Regions from separate parts of the Homo sapiens genome. Here region 1 is linked to region 2. A link is an interaction called in ENCODE POLR2A ChIA-PET data of the cell type or tissue named here. Cell type or tissue: PC-9. All regions are shown on one strand. Each heading gives the region's core, and the rest is flanking DNA. Links, peaks and the distances in the headings are about the cores only.

Region 1 (4,387 bases), core at 192-4,191, 64 kb before region 2:
CCCCAGGCTTCTTGTATGAGCCTGGGAATCCCCCATCATTCCCTTGGCCTCCAGATTCCCTGCACCTGCTCCCACAAGCCCAACACCATGTTGCTGGCAGAGTGATCTTTTCAAAACACAAGTCTTAGCATGTCAGCACCGGGTTTATAACACCTTGATGGTGTAATCCACACATCTGGCATGTGAGCATTCCAGGCAGAGGGAACTGCACATGGAGGGGCCAGACAGGGGAGACAAAGCAAGAAGCATGTAGCAAACTGCCAGTAGTTAAGGATGGCTGGGACACAGAGTAGAAATGGAGGACTGGGGATAGATGAGTCTGGCTCTACATAACCTCATGTCTTATCCCCATTTTACAGATGATGAAACTGAGGTTCAAGCCAATGACAAGCCTGAAGCCACATGGCTAGTGAGTGGCAGAGTCAGAACTCAAACCCAAATCCACCTGACCCCAAACTTCATGTATCTTGAACTACAGGCTCCATCTCACTGTTCACACTCTCACCCACCTCCACCCATCAAAGGTGCCTCTAGACCTTTGCTTGTGTTGTTTGTTCTCTGCCTGACATGCCTCCCCCTCAGTCGCTCTCAGTTGAAACCTGGCTTAGTCATCAAGTGCCTGCTCAGCAGCAAGACCTCTTCTCTTCACAGAGCCTTTGTTGAGCCCCACCACTGGAATTAACCTCTTCCTTCCAGACCAGTTTGGTGGTGCCCCTAATCCACAGTTTCCCAACCTCAGCCCTACTGACACTGGGGCTGGATAATCTTTGTCGTGGGGGCTGTCGTGTGCACTGCAGGATATGGAGCAGTACCCCTGCTTTCCACCCACGAGATGCCATGGCACCCTCCTCAAGTTGCAACAACCAAAATATGTCTTCAGACATTGCCACTGTCCCCTAGGGTACTAAATCACCTCTATGGAGAACCACTGTCCTAAGCTACAATACTCACTGCCCTCTGTTTTGAGCCATAAATAGTTGTGTCTGTGTCTATCTTACCAGTAAAGCCTGGGTTCTCAAACTAAGTTGTCAGCAGCAGACAGACAGGTAACCCTGGTGTAGCAGGGGCAAACTGGCCTTCTGATGTCCCGGCAACAGGGGTCCATCACACTCAGCCGGTGGTTGTCGTGCAGGACTGTGGGCCCATTGTTGCTAGATCTGATTTTTCAAGACATTTTCTTTTTTTCGTTTGTTTTTGTTTTGTTTTAGATGGAGTCTAACTCTGTTGCCCAGGCTGTAGTGCAATGGCACGATCTCAACTCACCACAACTTCCACCTCCCAGGTTTAAGTGATTCTCCTGCCTCAGCCTTACAAGTAGCTGGGATTACAGGTGCCCGCCACCACGCCCGGCCAATTTTGTGTATTTTTAGTAGAGATGGGGTTTCACCATGTTGGCCAGGCTAGTCTCGAACTCCCTACCTCAGATGATCCACCTGCCTTGGCCTCCCAAAGTGCTGGGATTACGGGCGTGAGCCACCGCGCCCAGCTCAAGACATTTTCATGTATAATTTCCATGTTTAAAAAAAAAATGCTGGCAAACAATTCAATTCTGAAACAAAGGAACAAAAACAAACCATGTGCCCCAGAAAGTCATCCATGGACTGACTCTGGCCCGTGGGCTTCCAATCTGCAAACTCTCTCTAGAACGTGACCTCTGCTTCAGGCACCAAGGCAGCCTGCATGTTCACTAACGTGCAGGTCCTTAAATCTCCTGCAAAATAGCCAAGGGGCTGTAGTGTTCCACCAGCTCCAAGAGTTGCAAAATCAGCATTTTAAATTACAGTCATGAGCAGACAAGTGGGGTCTGTTGACACATGTTGGGTAAGCCTCCCCTCTAGGGAGGATTATCCCCCCTCCCCCACACCACAATCCATCACCCTCACACTCAGGCCTGAAGCAACCCCCTGTGCCAGCCTCCCCGAGCTCCAGCTTCCCAGTGAGATCAAAGATCCTTGGAAGGCGGTTTCCTGCCACCTGCACCAGTGAGGACAAAGGTAAGGTGAGAGGAATTGTAGGCCTTGGCTTTATCCTCAATCTGCTCGTTCACCAGTTCCCAGGCCAATCAGGCCAAAAATGCTTCTGGTTTCCAGAAACAACCCTACTACACTAAGAAAAGGGGTTGTTCTGGGTGGGGCGTGGTGGCTCACGCCTGTAATCCCAGCACTTTAGGAGGCCAAGGTGGGTGGATCATCTGAGGCCAGAAGTTCGAGACCAGGCTGGCCAACATGGTGAAACCCTGTCTCCGGTAAAAATATAAAGATTAGCTGGGCATGATGGCACGTGCCTGTAATTCCAGCTACTTGGGAGGCTGAGGCAGGAGAATCACTTGAACCCAAGAGGCAGAGGTTGCAGTGAGCTGAGATCATGCCACTGCACTCCAGCCTGGGCGACAAGAATGAAACTCGGTCTTGAAGGAAAAAATAAAATAAAATAAAATAAAATGGGTTGTTCTGGAAGGGTATCCATACAGTGACATCTTCAAAATAGCAAAAGCTGTTATTAGCTGAGCCCTTACTATGTGCCAAGCACCATGCCAGTCACTTCATGTGCAGAGACTCAGTTATTCCTCATGACAACCCTAAGAAGTAGATACTTTTCTTAAGCCCAATTTAGAGATGAGGACATTGAGGCTTGGACAGGTGATGTGACCTACCCCAGACCACACAGCTAGGAGAAGGTAGAGCCAGGAACCCATCCCCACCCTGGGAACCCTTATAAAGGGTTCCTCTTAGGTGTCTCAGTAATCAGGATGGTGGTTCTTAACATAACGTCTTACCCACTATCCTGGATTGGCACCGTGGAAGAATACTCTGGGGAATTTTTTTTTTGGAAATACAGGTTTTATGAAAACACACACATACACGCACACAAATTTTGAACTGTATTTAATGAAATGCCTGCCAAAGTATGCAAAGGGGCAGTGGATGGATGTCTCTTACTTACTTTGGATGCAACTTACTTTGAAATGCAACAAGAAATAAGGTGGATGGCTGGGCGTGGTGGCTCACGCCTGTAATCCCAGCACTTTGGGAGGCCAAGGCAGGTGGATCACAAGGTCAGGAGATTGAGACCATCCTGGCTAACACGGTGAAACCCTGTCTCTACTAAAAAATACAAAAAATTAGCCAGGCGTGGTGACGAGCACCTGTAGTCCCAGCTACTCTGGAGGCTGAGGCAGGAGAATGGCGTGAACCCGGAAGGCGGAGCTTGCAGTGAGCTGAGACGGCGCCACTGCACTCCAGCCTGGGCGACAGAGTGAGACTCCATCTCAAAAAAAAAAAAAAAGATAAGAAATAAGGTGGATGGATGGGTGGATAGAGGGAAGGACAGGTGGCTAGAGCTGAGATAAGGCAACTAGAGTCAACTGTTCATTGTGGAATCCGCATGGTGGGTGATTGATGTTCACTGCACAGTTCTTTCAAGAACACAACATCTGGGGACAACTGTAGGTTCCAGGGCTGCAGCACAGCCTTCCTGCATTGGAATGTCTGGGGGTGGGACCCTAGAATGATTCTGGGGCCCAGCCCTCCCCTACTCAGTGACAAGCAAACTTCTGCTCTCTCACTCACAGAGTATCACCAGGTCATGTGAAAGTCGATGCATCTTGGCCTCTGGTGCCCCTTTTTCTCCACTTCACGCAGGCCCAGGGCTGGGCTCAAGGGAGCATGGGTAGAATAGGGTAAAGTCACACCTCAGTGCCTGATGACTGACACTCTCTAGCCCTCTGCACCAGTAGTGATTTCTGCTGTCCACGGCACACTGCCATGGCGTGAACAGAATGTTTGTGCCCTCTCCTCCCAAATTCATATGTTCCACTGTATGTGGTTAACTATAATTTATTGTATAGTCTCAAAAAACTAGAATACTCTGGATGTGGTGGTTTACGCCTGTAATCCCAGCACTTTGGGAGGCCGAGGTGGGCAGGTTGCTTGACCTCAGGAGTTTGAGACCAGCCTGGCCAACGTGGTGAAACCCCATCTCTACTAAAAATACAAAAATTAGCTGGGCGTGGTTGTGGGTGCCTGTAATCCCAGCTACTCAGGAGGCTGGGGCAGGGGAATCACTTGAATTTGGGAGGCGGAGACTGCAGCAAGCCAAGAATGTGCCACTGCACTCCAGCCTGGGCGACGAGAGGAAGACTCTGTCTCAAAAAAAAAAGGGAAAAAATGTAAAAAGAAAATTTAAAAAAGGAAAGAAAAAGAAACTTAATTCCCAACGTGAAAGTGTTAGGAGGTAGGTCTTTTGGGAGGTGGTTAGGTCTCATGAATAAGGATGGAGCCCTCATGAATGGGATTAGTGTCCTTTTAAGAAGGGTCCCCAGAGAGCTCTTTTGCCCCTTCCACCTTGTGAAGACACAGTAAGCTAGAATATGAGTCCTCACCAGACA
Region 2 (4,387 bases), core at 186-4,185:
GCCACTGCACTCACCTACGGTGGGTATCAACAACCATGTTCTTTCAAGTGAGCACATGAGAGTTCAGTGCTAGCCCTGGCACTACCATGACCCTGATCACTTTAGCAATGACTCCCCATAACACACTCGGATCATGATAGCAGCTTGGCTGGACAGGCAGACCCCTGGGTGTGCCTTTTTTTTTTTTTTTTTTGAGATAAGGGTCTTGCTCTGTCACCCAGGCTGGAGTGCAGTGGTGTGAACGTGGCTCACTGCAGCCTTGATCTGTGCTCAAGCAATCCTCCCATCTCAGCCTCCTGAGTAGCAGGAACTACAGGCACATGCCACCATGGACCCAGGCTATTTTTTTTATTTTTTGTAGACAGAGCCCTCACTATGTTGCCCAGGGTGGTCTCAAACTCCTGGGCTCAAGTGATCTTCCCACCTCGGCCTCTCAAAGTGCTGGGATTACAGGTGTGAGCCACCACACCCAGCCCCTTCCTATGTTTATTTTATTTTATTTTATTTTTTTAGACGAAGTTTCGCCCTTGTTGCCGAGGCTGGAGCGCAATGGTGCCATCTCAGCTCACTGCAACCTCTGCCTCCTGGGTTCAAGCAATTCTCCTGCCTCAGCCTCCTGAGTAGCTGGGATTACAGGCGCCCGCCACCACTCCCGGCTAATTTTTGTATATTTAGTAGAGACAGGGTTTCACCATGTTGACTAGGCTGGTCTTGAACTTCTGACCTCAGGTGATCCACCCGCCTCAGCCTCCCAAAGTGCTACGATTACAGGTGTGAGCCACCGAGCCCTGCCCCGCCCCTTCTTATTTTCATCTGCAAGCTTTGGCCATGGAGATTTGACTTAGCGGGACGTAGGGTAAGGCCTCAGCATTCATATTTTTAACACGCGCCCTCGAAGAGCTTGAGGGCCATCATAAAGGACCTTCTTATCCCTAAAGAGAGGCAGCATAGAAACACCAAGGGCATGGCAATATCACCCATCACCTCCTGTAAGGATCTGAAGATTAAGCCTCCTGAATTTGTTTCTTATTGCCACTGTGACAGATCATCACAAATTTTGTAGCTTTAAACAACATAAATGCATTATCTTACAGGTCTGCAGGTCAGAATTCTGAAAGAAGTCTCATGGGGCTAAAATCAAGGGGTCAGCAGGGCTGTGTTCCTCCTGGATGCACGAGGGGAGGATAACCCATTTCCTTGTCCATCCCAGCTTCTAGAGGCCGCCTGCATCCCTTGGCTTATAGCCTCTCCCTCCATCTTCAAAGCCAGCAGTGTGGTGTCTCCCAGTTTCTCTTCCTGTGACCCTCCTGCCTCCCTATTCTCTCTTCTAAGGACCCTCGTGACTGCACTGGGCCAACCCAGATCATCTGGGATGATCTCTGCATCTTCAAGTCCTTAAATTTGTGTATCTGCCACATTCCCACATTCTCCCTGCCCTCCATGAAAGGGAAACTGGTTTTGCAGTTTCTGTGATTCTGATCCCGGACTTTAATGGGATCATCAAAGTTCAATGAGAAGCCCCGGCAAGGCCGAGCGGGAGGGGAGAAGATGAATATTTTGGAGGCGGAGAGGGGAGCATTCCCTGGGCTAGGGAGGAGGTGGAGAGCCAAGGGTATGACTAAAACCAGGCTGTCTCCGTCTGAATGCTGGCCCGGCCTGGCCTTCTCAGCAGAGTGGCCTTGAGCAACTCAACTTCTTCATGCCTGTTTGCCCCACAGAAAATGAGGATTGTAAGAGTGAGGAATGCAAGGGTGGTGGCTCACACCTGTAATCCCAGCACTCTGGGAGGCCGACATGGGAGGCTCACTGAGGCCAGGAGTGTGAGACCAGCCAGGGCAACATGGTGAAACCCTATCTATCTCCACAAAAAATACAAAAAATTAGCTGGGAGTGGCAGCACACGCCTATAGTCCCAGCTACTCGGGAGGCTGAGGTGGCAGGATCATCTGAGCTGGAGGGGTAGAGGCTGCTATGATCCATGATTGCACAACTGCACTCCAGCCTGGGCGACAGACAGTGCCTCAAAACAAAAAGAGGAGAGAGAGAGAGAGAGAGAGAGAGAGAGAGAATGAGTGAATGTATGGGAAATAAATGAATCAATGCTTGGCACATAGGAGCTATTAGGGAACTGTTTGCTGCTGTTGCCATCTTAACAGTAAGCTGTGTGCACAGAGATCCAAGCACGGAAGTCCCTTCCACATGGTGGCTGTGGCACAGCAGTGAGTTGGCAAGGAAGCTTCCAAATGACAATGTGCGCACCCACCGGCTTGGGGAGATGAGGGCTTGGATTAGGCAATAAAACACCTGCCATCTGTATGGTTCACCTACTGCAAGAGACAGAGGACATGCTTTACAGGCAAGGCAAGGGGGTCTCTCGCCCTTCCAGCCCTGCAGCTTGGGTGCCAGGGCCCTGCTAGTTGTGACCCCTGGCCCTGTGCTGCCCTCACAGAGGAGGCTGGGCAGGGTGGGGACTGGGCGGGGCCGCAGAGTCATAGTGGGCGCCCCCTTTATATACAAGCTCCCGGGGAGCCTTGCAGACCAGACCAACAGTAACACCAAGGGCAGGTGGGCAGGCCTCCGCCCTCCTCCCCTACTCCAGGGCCCACTGCAGCCTCAGCCCAGGAGCCACCAGATCTCCCAACACCATGGTCCGATACCGCGTGAGGAGCCTGAGCGAACGCTCGCACGAGGTGTACAGGCAGCAGTTGCATGGGCAAGAGCAAGGACACCACGGCCAAGAGGAGCAAGGGCTGAGCCCGGAGCACGTCGAGGTCTACGAGAGGACCCATGGCCAGTCTCACTATAGGCGCAGACACTGCTCTCGAAGGAGGCTGCACCGGATCCACAGGCGGCAGCATCGCTCCTGCAGAAGGCGCAAAAGACGCTCCTGCAGGCACCGGAGGAGGCATCGCAGAGGTCTGCCTGCGCCCCCGCCTTGCCCTGCATGTCCCTGACCACCCCAGGCACAGGAGGGAGGCGGGGACCCACCCCACCTGACAAAAGCTCCAGCCCCCTAACCCCCGTCCCCACCCAGAGTCCCTAGGTGACCCCCTCAACCAGAACTTTCTTTCCCAAAAGGCTGCAGAACCAGGAAGAGAACATGCAGAAGGCACTAAGCTTCCTGGGCCCCTCACCCCCAGCTGGAAATTAAGAAAAAGTCGCCCGAAACACCAAGTGAGGCCATAGCAATTCCCCTACATCAAATGCTCAAGCCCCCAGCTGGAAGTTAAGAGAAAGTCACCTGCCCAAGAAACACCGAGTGAGGCCATAGCAACTCCCCTACATCAAATGCTCAAGCCCTGAGTTGCCGCCGAGAAGCCCACAAGATCTGAGTGAAACGAGCAAAAGTCACCTGCCCAATAAAGCTTGACAAGACACTCGCTGGCCTGTCGGGTTTTCTTTGCACGAATCACACAAACCTGGCTTCCCTCACGCCCAGGGCGGGTAGAGGCTTCTCTGCAGCCCTTCCTCAGAGGCAGGTAGGGCGGGAGTTCTGATGCTCTCAGGACACCTAGGAGAGGGTTACTGTGCCTGGGAGGCCACCCTATGATGCTGTCCTGTCTATTGTGCATCCTTCCATGGTGTCAAAGGCCACATTAGTCTGTCTGGATCCCCCTCCAGTGAAGAACCTGATCCTACCTCATGAAAGGAGAAAATGGTTAGAACAGATCGAGTCCTAATTAAGTCACAAAGATGCCAAGGCACCTTGTGGCCATATTTAAATGCCTACTGTGTGCCACAGTTTAAAAACACAACCCATCTTGAGTGTTGGGTGGTTGGAAGTGTAAACGGTGGGGGCAGAGGTGGGGGCACTGCTCAGTGCAGGCCACAGCTTCGAGGTGGGAAACAGGTCTGGCATGCTCCAGCAACAACTTGGTCAGCACAGAGACGGCAAAAGGCAAGGAGTAGATGAATGCAGAGTAATGGGCTGCGCTGTGTGAGGCCTGTGCTGGCTGAAGCCTCTGGAGACCCAGGCAGAATCCGATCCTTGTTGCCTGCTCTCCTCGGCCTGTGGCTGCATCACTCCTCCCTCCTGTCTGAAATCAAGGACCCTTGTGATTGCACTGAGGGACTTTCTGGACAACCCAAGATAACCTCCCCATCTCACAATCCTTACATCATAGATTCCAGGATCAGGAAGGGGGCACTTCGGAGAGTGCCAACCTTAGCCAACCATAGCCACTGAGGACTGGGGGGATAAGACTGGCAAGATCCAATCCATATGTTGGCAAATGGATTTCTGGTGCTCAGAAATGACCAATCTTTAGGAAGCAACGAGTTTCTGAAAACAAAACAACAACAACAAAAAAAAAAACAGACGGAGTTTCGCTCTTGTCACTGGGGCGGTGTGCAGTGGTGCGATCTTGGCTCACTGCAACCTGCACCT

What was found. ChIA-PET counts read pairs that join two places held together with the same protein. Peaks named below come from ENCODE experiments on the same cell type or tissue, not always from the same donor. Only the 100,000 strongest peaks of a DNase experiment are listed, where the experiment ranks them.
Region 1: POLR2A ChIA-PET joins it to region 2 with 19 read pairs; 11 of 35 experiments call an interaction of 5 or more read pairs at or near these places.

Annotation. Positions count from the first base shown.
Region 1 is chr16:11,338,396-11,342,782 of GRCh38, reverse strand. The region is part of intron 1 of LOC105371082 (a long non-coding RNA gene); the gene reads right to left. It overlaps LOC105371083 (a long non-coding RNA gene), which reads left to right. Exons shown (of 2, transcript NR_135174.1): 2 at 360-974. Among named protein-coding and RNA genes, the nearest start is that of RMI2, 4.9 kb to the left of the region's middle. In PC-9, for the core only: no CTCF peak of the experiment used is centred there; no DNase peak of the experiment used is centred there.
Region 2 is chr16:11,274,629-11,279,015 of GRCh38, reverse strand. It overlaps PRM2 (protamine 2), which reads left to right and starts at 2,536. Exons shown (of 2, transcript NM_002762.4): 1 at 2,536-2,916; 2 at 3,079-3,377. The coding sequence starts at 2,646. The coding sequence ends at 3,116. All of the region lies in intron 1 of LOC105371082 (a long non-coding RNA gene), which reads right to left. In PC-9, for the core only: no CTCF peak of the experiment used is centred there; no DNase peak of the experiment used is centred there.